Linked DNA regions of Homo sapiens: region 2 is linked to region 1. The links are chromatin contacts, found by Hi-C or POLR2A ChIA-PET in ENCODE. All regions are on one chromosome and are shown on one strand. The core of a region is the stretch at or near the end of the contact, and the rest is flanking DNA. Distances in the headings are between cores, read along the strand shown.

Region 1 (3,799 bases), core at 751-3,250:
CACAGTGAAGTTGCTAAGTGGAAGCTACTAAGTATTATTACTCCAACAGCAACAGAGCAGAGGAGAAACCAGCACTGCATTTTATAGGCGACAAATGCACCTCACAGTGTTAAATTCTTGCTCAAAATCAAACATCCCCAAGGGACAAGTGGAAGATTCAAACTCCTTATGGGCTGGAGTTCAAGACCAGCCTGGTCAACATGGTGAAACTCCCCTCTACTAAAAATACATAAATTAGCTGGGCGTGGTGGCATGCACCTGTAATCCCAGCTACTTGGGAGGCTGAGGCACCAGAATTGCTTGAACCCAGGAGGCAGAGGTTGCAGTAAGCAGGGATCCGACAACTGCACTCCAGCCTGGGTGACAGAGCGAGACCCTGTTTCAAAAACAAACACCCCCCCGCACACACACACAGTTTTCCACCAGTCTTCCCAGACCTATAAAATTTATGACACAGGCTGGGCATGACGGCTCACACCTGTAATCCCAGCACTTTGGGAGGCCGAGGCAGGCAGATCACCTGAGGTCAGGAGTTCGAGACCAGCCTGGCCAACATGGTTGAAACCCCGTCTCTACTAAAAATACAAAAATTAGCCGGGTGTGGTGGTGGGCGCCTATAATCCCAGCTATTCGGGAGGCTGAGGCAGGAGATTGCTTGAACCCAGGAGAGGGAGTTTGCAGTGAGCCGAGATCGTGCCACTGCACTCCAGCCTGGGGGACAGAGCGCAGTGGTTCATGCCTGTAATCCCAGCACTTTGGGAGGCAGAGGAGGGCGGATCACCTGAGGTCGGGAGCTCGAGACCAGCCTGACCAACATGGAGAAACCCCATCTCTACTAAAAATACAAAATTAGCCGGGCGTGGTGGCGCATGCCTGTAATCCCAGCTACTCGGGAGGGTGAGGCAGGAGAATCGCTTGAACCCGCAAGGCGGAGGTTTTAATGAGCCGAGATCCCCCCATTGCACTCCAACCTGGGCAACAAAAGGGAAACTGTCTCAAAAAAAAAAAAGAGTTATGACACATATAAGGCAAGTGGAACTTTGAACATTTATTACACGTTTAATAATATTTCAAAATTATTGATAATTCTTTTGGATGTGATAAGCTTTGTAATTGTCTTTTAATGAGCTCTCATCTTGGAGAGATACATTCTGAAATATTTACAGAAGAAATAATCCGATGCCTGAGATCAGCTTCAAAAGAACTCAGGATGGGGCAGGGACGGGTTGTAGGTAGTCGGTAGTCAGGGTACTGGGTACACGGATGTTCTTTGTACTGTTCTTTGGTCTGTTGCGCAGGTTCGAAATGCTTCCTAATTAAAAAGCCTAAAAAGGGACTTGGCAAGCTCCCATCCAGACTTCAACCCCACAATATGGAGAGCACTCAGGTCCGAGGCGTTCCTGCTCCCCAGCTCCCTGCAAAAATAGCGCCAGGCAAGGTCCGAGGCGAGGGCGATGCTTCCATGAGGGTCCCGCCGACTGCGTCGCGATCCTCAATGGCTCAGCGACTTGCGGCCCTTGAGCATTCGGCGAAGGATGACCTGCACGCCGGCCGGCGTGCTCAGGCGCCGGACCCAGCCGTGCTTGTTCTTGCGTTTGATGTTGCTCGGCTGATACTCATTCCCGCGAGCCTTGCCCCGGGCCTGCTGCGGGGTGGGGAGGCCCCAGGCGTCTGGGAACCCCAGCCAGGCCCGGGGCTGGAGCCACCTGCGTGGGTAGAGGGACGGCGAGAAAGGTCAGACGGGGCGCTGGGTGACCTTGGCGCTCAACCTCTCTGAGCCTCGGCTCCCGGAGACAGAGCCTGGCTGCAAAATGCGCAAGGCACTGGCAGGTCACGCGGGCAGTGAAGAGTGGCGCCAGCCTCCGAAGCCGCCCTTATTCCCTGATTTGGGGAAGGGTCCCCCTGAGGACTTACCTGCCACCCAGCAACGCTGCCGACCTACTCGTGGGGCCCAACAGGGATCCAGCCAAGACAGCCATATCCGCAGTGGGTCCCGCAGTACCGGCTGCGGGCGATTCCGGAGCCCAGAGCCGCTCCAGCCCTGGAACAAAGGATTATGGGAAATGTAGTTTCTCCTAACGTGCAAAAAAGAGGCCGTTGGGGAAAACCCTGAAGTTGTAGTTCTGCGCCTGCGCAACAGAGGCGCGCCAGTCTATATCCGCGGGGCACAGGGATGCTCTGCATACACACCAACAGGTAGCCGGCGAACGGCGCCTTCTGAGCAAGCGCGTGCGCACAAGGCATTATCTCCCGCGGTCAGCTGGCAGCTGAGCTGTAGTTCTCTCTCCTATTGACCGGCAGAGGGTGCCCCGCGGTGGCCGGGCGCAGCTGGTGGCAGCTGCAGGAAGCGGCTGGTTGGTCTTCCCGCCCCCAGCGGGAGCTGGGCAGATGGCACACAGCTGGCTGGCAGCTTGTCCTGGCTGCAGCCAAGTCTCCGCCTCTTGGCAGGAAGCCGAGGAGGCCTGAGTTCAAGCTCGCTGCGTGTCCTTGGGGTGGTCCCTGCGCCACTCTGGGCTTTCTCAATCTGTAAACTCAGGGATTGCAAGCTTGTCTTTGGCAATCTTGCCCCCATTTTGGGCCCTAGAAGAATTCTCCTCTGTTGTTAGAACCAAAAAAAAAAAAAAAAAAAAGGAAGAAAAATTTTCTGATACTCAGATCTGAACCCCTCCCCTACTCACACACTATCCTTGGCTCCCCATTTCCCCAGGTAAAACCTGCTCAGCCCTTCCATCAGGCATGCAAAACCCTCTACACACACCATCTTACATTTCAGCCACACTCTCCTCTCTGCCTGGTGTTCCCCTATCCGCCCTTTAAAAATCCTTTCCTCTCCAAGGGCTGAGTGAGGTGTGGCTCATGCCTGTAATTCCAGCATTTTGGGAGGCTGAGGAGGGAGGATCCCTTGGGGCCAGGAGTTTGAGACCAGCCTGGGGACATGGTAGCAACCACCTATAGTCTCAAGTACTTGAAGGTGAGGTGGGAGGATTCCCTGAACCCAGGAGATCCAGGCTGTAGTGAGCAATGATAGCGCCAATGCACTGCAGCCTGGGCAACGGAGTGAGATCCTTTCTCAAAAAAAAAAGGAGTCGTCTTCTCTCAACCGCTGTCCATTCTTCTGGCCCGACTGCTTTCCCTTGACTCTCCCCCAAGTTCAAGGGCTCCTCAAGGGCCAGGGGCCTGGGGCTGTATCCCTACAAGTGCCAGCTTGGGGTTCATGCAGAGAGGTGTTTGCTAAATGAATAAACTGTATAGTCTCCCAGAAGTGCCCTTAGTGGGCAAGAGTAGGTGTCTGGACGGAATCCAGCTCTGGCAGCAAATTCCAGGGGATGTGAGTGGCCAAGCAGCAAGGAGCATTTAACCCCTCGTCCTCCGAAGCCCATCCTACCTGTAGCATCGTTTAGCAAAACATCACCACTATAATAATGCCCATAATATATGGAGCATTTGTTATATGCACGACACTATGATGAGTGCTTTACCTGCGTAGCAAACTTATGAGAGGATTAATTTCATAGAGAAATAAACGGAGGCTCAGGAAAGTGAAGTAACTTGCCCGAGGTCACACATCAGCAAAGGGCAGAGGCTGGATTTGAGACCTGAGCTCTCCTGAGGGCCTACCATGGCCCCGCCGGTACCACAGAGCTGGGATGCCTGCCTCTTGCTATCAGCCCTTCTCAGAACCATGGCAGCCATGGGTTAAATCGGCTGATTATGAAATTCAAACTCTCTAATTACCCACAGCTCCAAGACTTTCCTTGAAAGCTTTAGAGAAGCCCGTCACGATGGCTCACGCCAGTGA
Region 2 (5,707 bases), core at 1,104-3,603, 490 kb before region 1:
TTTGGGCTCACTCCATAGATGGGGAAACAGGCTGGGAAGCCAGGCCGTGCATCGCAGTTCAACCTCAGACCCTTCCCACAATCCAGGAGTGATGGGGGAACTGAGGTCTCCTGGGCCCCTCCTCTGGGGACTTCCTGGACCCCCACACCTTCAGGCTGGTCAGAGCTCTTCTCCAAGTCTTGTACTTAGAGCTCAGAAATATTCATGATATTATTTCTGTGTGCAAAGATACATGCTATAAATGATAACATAATGAGCTGCATAATTAGGACTAGGATCAATATGCCAGGTCCTGTGTGCAGCCTGGCCACCATCTGTCCATCTAAACTCTATATGTGTGCTGAGAAGTAGGGCTGCATTAGCTCCATTTTTATGGATAGGAAAATTGAGGCACAGAGAGGCCTAGAAATCCACCTAAGAAAGGTTGGGTGGGAGCCTAGTTCCTGTCTTTAACTCCCAGCTGATGAGATTTCCTTTAGTTTGCCACGTTGGTAGTGACCTCACCATCATGAGGAGCAATCAAGGCAAGCCAGATTCCCACCAGGAAGAGGGTCCACAATAGGCATCCTCCCTGGCTCATGGGGTTGGGGGAGTGAGCAAATTCCTGCTTGCTCTGGGCCTCAGAGGCTGGTGGCAGGAGGAAATGTCACTCAGTGAGCCCTTACTTGCTCCTCCTGGGCTGACCTGGCTTGTCTGGATTCCTGAACTCTGGCCTGGAACAGAGAAGCACCAAGGCCCCCTTTTGGTTCTCCCACACCCAGAGCACCTGCCAGGAAATGCCACACCCTAGGGGTGAGAGTGAGGGAGGGTGTCCAGGCTGGACTGAGCAAACACCCAACTGCTCACCTAGGCCATATGGGGGCCCAGCTGCCTGACCTGGGGGCCACACCTCTTCCTCCTGACACCAGCCCTGCCTGGTGTCACCTTGAGAACAGGCCAGTGGGAGGAAGTGATGGCCCCCAGGGCTGGCCCCAGACCTAGACGGCCAGGTGGCTTCCCATGGGCCCTGAATCCCAGATCTGGACTGCAGGAGTCCCCCGCCCAAGTTGAGGGGCGACCTCAGTTTCCTCTTGAGAAGTGTCCATTTAAAAAAATCAGAGCTGGGCATAGTGGCTCATGCCTGAAATCCCAGCACTTTCAGATGCCAAGGCAGGAGGATTGCTTGGGCCCAGGAGTTTGAGACCAGCCTGGACAACATAGTGAGACCCCGTCTCCACACACAAAAAAATTTTAAAATTAGCTGCCTGTGGTGTGCACCTGTAGTCCCAGCTACTCGGGAGGCTGAGGTGGGAGGATCACTTGAGCCCAGGAGGTTGAGGCTGCAGTGAATACAGTGCATGGAGCCACTGTACTCCAGCCTGGGTGACAAAGTGAGTCCCCCACCTCTACAAATAAAACAAACAAACAAAAAGTTTAAATCTGACCCAGAGGAAAAGATGGTCGGGATTCTTGGAACAGGAGTGAATCTGAACAGTGGCTACAGACATAATTAATATAATTATGATGACAGCTGACTGTCCCTGGGCACCCACTGAGTGGCCACAGCTCCTATCCACTCAACTCATCCTCGCCAAGGTCCCATGCCATGAGACCCCCCCTTAACACACAGGGAAACTGAGGCTCAGAGACCTAACGCCAGTCACGCAAGGGCCCCCAGTGGCCAGCAGTACACCTCATCACAAAAATTTCCTTTGACTAAACGCTTCGGGCATCCTCATCCCAGCTGGTTCATTGTTCCACCTCACGGAGGGGAAACTGAGGCCGGTTCAGCAATGTGTCCATGCCACGCAGCCAGGGCCCCTGGAATGCCGCCCAGCCACCTGGCAGGGCCTGCAGCACCGGAACCGCAGGGAGAGACTGGGGGTCACCTGCAGTTCCCAAACCCAACCGGGGACCCCAGCGCTGGCTTGCCCAGATACTCCCAACCAAGGGGCCAATAATCTCAACAACACAGGTAACAGTAACAGCCAAGTCTGACTAAGCGGCATCCGCCTCGGGGGTCTGATCCCGCCCAATCTGGGAGGGGCGCCGGGGTCCCGGGTCGCCAGCTGTGGGGGAGGCTTCCTCCCCGACCCAGGTCCGAGCTGGCCTTGGGAACGCCGGAGACAATTACGGATGGGTGAGGGCAACCGGGTTCTCGAGACTCGGGGCTCCCGAATGTTCCCACATCTGCAGGGTATGCGCGGTGGAGACCGGCAGGGGCTTCTCCAGAGCCACAACTTCCCCACCCCCAAACCCCCACCACTGGGGTCCGCCAGATCCTCCGGGGGCTGCCGACACTCACCCCCAGACGACAGTCCCGCCTCTGCCCCTCTACCTGCTCCTCTCAGCTCGCGAGCCGAAGAAAGAGTTTTTACCTGAGCCAGAGCTCCCGCCCCTCTCCCGCTTCCTCCCTCCCACCGGGCCTCACGCCTTCCTGCCTCCCTCCGCCTTGGCCGCTTGCCAGTCCCCCTCTTCCCAGCTCGGCTGAGTTTCCTGGTGGCCCAGGCGAAGTTCTCTGCCGGCTCCTCCCTCCCCGGCCATGCCTCTTCCCCTCTCCGGTCCCGGCTGCCACCTCTGCCATCCCGCTCTTGCCACCCTCGCCCCTCTCGGGGCTCACGACCCCACCTTGGGTCTGGCCCGCTGCTAGGGAATGAGCTCCCCGTGGCTGGAGATGAACAAGCAGCGCCTTGCGGGTTCCTGGCACAGAGCCCGGTCAGCGTTGGCCCACGTGTGTTCCGTGAAGAAATGATTGGATAAGCCCATGGCGATAAGGAGGGAGGGAGGCAGGTTAAACCTTGCGGCACCTCTGCTCTCTGCGGGGAGTTCAAAGATTCCTGAAGCTGGGGTCGGCGCAGTGGCTCACTCCTGTACTTCCAGAGGCCGAGGGGGGCGGATCGCTGGAACCCAGGAGTTTGAGACCAGCCTGGGCAACATAGTGAGATTCCATCTCTATATTGAAAATAATTCCAGGACCCGAAAACCTACGATGTGCCCCCAGACATCCAGATGCCACCTGCTGGCATTTGGAAGGGTTCTGGAAGTCAACAATCAGACAGATTTGTAGTCTTTTCTTTTTCTTTTTTTCTTGTTTTGAGAGACAGGATCTCGCTTTGTCACCCAGGCTAGAGTACAGTGGTGTGATCTCCGCTCGCTACAATGTCGACCTCCCCAGTTCAAGCAATCCTCCCACCTCAGCCTCCCGAGTAGCTGGGACTACAGGCACCCGCCAGCATGCCTGGCTAATTTTTGTCATTTTTCTAGATATGGGGTTTTGATATGTTGCCCAGGCTGGTCTTAACTGTGGGCCTCAAGTGACCTTCCTGCCTCAGATCCCCAAGGTGCTGGATTATAGATGTGAGCCACTGCACCTGGCCTCAGATTTGTAGATTTTTAGGGTTGGGTTGGCTAGGATTCGAACCCTGCCCTGTGCTGCCTCTGAATCTCTAGGAGATTCTAGCCTGGACCCAGCGTTGGGAGCTCTGGGGTTGGGGAAGTCCAGGTGTGTGAGCTGGGCTATGGTTTCAGGAAACCCCTCCTTCCTCCTTCATCCCTGTTTCTTCCCGAGGAGGAAGCCGAGGTGTATATGTGGCCTGTCTGTGCCTCAGTTTCCTCACCTGTAAAATGTAAGAAATAGCCCCTGGGTACTCTGGATGGGAGAGGTCTGGGGAGTGAACCCTCAGAGCAAATGCATGATTAAAACTGTATGGAGGGCAATTACCGGAAATGTCATAGTGTCAAATGTGGCACTACTGGCCTCGGTTCTGGATGCACACACTTTCTTACTGTGGTACATCCTTGGACTTTGATTCAGAGTCTATGCTCACCCTGTTGGGTCCCTGGGTTCACCAAGTCATGGCCCCAGGAAGGGATTTGTCGGCCGGGAAGGAGCCGGAACCAAAAGTCCCATCCTGGGCGGGCGGGGTGGCTCAACCCTATAATCTCAGCATTTTGGAAGGCCGAAGTGGGCAGATCATGCCGGTAATCCCAGCACCTTCCAAAGGCCAAAGTGAGGGGATCACCTGAGGTCAGGACTTTGCGATCAGCCTGGCCAACATGAAGAAACCCCGTCTCCACTAAAACATACAAAAATTAGCCAGGCATACTGGCGGGTGCCTGTAATCCCACCTACTCGGGAGGCTGAGGCAGGAGAATCACTCGAACCCAGGAGGTGGAGGTTGCAGTGAGCAGAGATCATGCCACGGCACTCCAGTCTGGGAGATAGAGTGAGACTCCATCTCAAAAAAAAAAAAACAAAAAACAAAAATATTAGCCAGGTGTGGTGGCGGGCGCCTGTAATCCCAGCTACTCAGGAGGCTGAGGCAGGAGAATCACTTGAACCTGGGAGGCAGAGGTTGCAGTGAGCCAAGATCGCACCACTGCACTCCAGCCTGGGCGACAGAGTGAGACTCCATCTCAAAAAAAAAAAAAAAAAAAAGTACCATCCTGTGACAGGGTCCCCGCCCATCCCCTCCTCCACCAGGTACTGGCCCTCCAGAATTCAGGCTGCTGGGAGGATGTGAGCTCTAGCCCCGCCCCACTCACCCAGGGAAACTGAACCCTCCCACCCTTTTCCCATGTGTAAGACATACAGATACCCTGAGCCCCCAGACCTTTTAAACCGGGTGCTTCCGGGGTTCACTGGACGCAATAGAGTGAATTCTGGTGCTGGAGGGCCCGGGTTCAAATCCGGACTAGAATGACCCTATGATCCCGCCATTGCCCTTGTAGGTATCTACCCAAAGGAGTTGAAAACAGGTGTTGAAACAAATGCTTGCATAGGGAAGTTCATAGCAGCATGATTCACAGTGTTCTTTTCAGCTGCTTGGGTGGTGATCACCCACCCAAGTGTCCAGTGGATGAATGGATAAACAACATGTGGTCCATCAGTGGAGTCTTGAGTTTTTTTTTTTTTTGTTTTTTTTTTTTTTTTTGAGACAGAGTCTCGCTCTGTCACCCAGGCTGGAGTGCAGTGGCAGGATCTTGGCTCACTGCAACCTCCACCTCCCAGGTTCAAGCAGCTCTCTTGTCTCAGCCTCCCGAGTAGCTGGGATTATAGGCACCTGCCACCACGCCCGGCTACTTTTTGTATTTTCAGTAGAGACGGGGGTTTCACCATGTTGCCCAGGCTGGTCTTGAACCCCTGACCTCAAGCAATCCACCCGCCTCAGCCTCCCAAAGTGCTGGGGTTACAGGTGTGAGCCACTGTGCCCTGCCTGGAGTCTTTTTCAGCCATCAGAAAGACTGAAGTCCTGGCCAGTAGCTCACGCCTGTAATCCCAGCACTTTGGGAGGCTGAGGCAGGCAGATCACTTGAGGTCAAGAGTTCGAGACCAGCCTGGCCAACATGGCAAAATCCCTCTCTACTAAAAATACAAAAATTAGTTGGGCATGGTGGCGCATGCTTGTAATCCCAGCTACTCGGGGAGCTGAGGCAGGAGAACTGCTCAAATCCAGGAAGCAGAGGTTGCAGTGAGCCCAGATCATGCCACTGCACTCCAGCCTGGATGACAGAGCGAGACTCTGTCTCAAAAAAAAAAAAAAAAGAGAGAGATTGAAGTCCTGATAAGAGATTGAAGTCCTGATCCCTGCTACAACAGGGATGAAATAAAAAACACGATGCTGAGTGAAAGAAGCCAGACACAAAAGGCCACATGTCGTATGATTCCATTTATGTGAAATGCCCAGAACAGGCAAATCCACAGAGACAGGAAGCTAATTAGTGGTTG

Evidence for each region. Hi-C counts contacts between places; a loop is a spot of excess contacts on that map. ChIA-PET counts read pairs that join two places held with the same protein, here RNA polymerase II (POLR2A). Pooled maps may share reads with other maps.
Region 2: a pooled map shows a loop between it and region 1 (2.7-fold over the local background). The contact joins the promoter of B3GNT3 here to the promoter of MRPL34 in region 1. A Hi-C loop is called at or near these places in 1 of 50 pooled maps. POLR2A ChIA-PET finds 5 or more read pairs at or near these places in 3 of 52 experiments (GM12878, HCT116 and PC-9).

Annotation. Positions count from the first base shown.
Region 1 is chr19:17,304,073-17,307,871 of GRCh38, reverse strand. It overlaps MRPL34 (mitochondrial ribosomal protein L34), which reads right to left and starts at 2,000. Exons shown (of 2, transcript NM_023937.4): 1 at 1,915-2,000; 2 at 1,029-1,706. The coding sequence starts at 1,979. The coding sequence ends at 1,493. RefSeq lists a silencer at 1,687-1,746 and an enhancer at 1,977-2,056.
Region 2 is chr19:17,791,784-17,797,490 of GRCh38, reverse strand. It overlaps B3GNT3 (UDP-GlcNAc:betaGal beta-1,3-N-acetylglucosaminyltransferase 3), which reads right to left and starts at 2,353. Exons shown (of 3, transcript NM_014256.4): 1 at 2,285-2,353. RefSeq lists enhancers at 1,760-2,457, 2,458-3,155.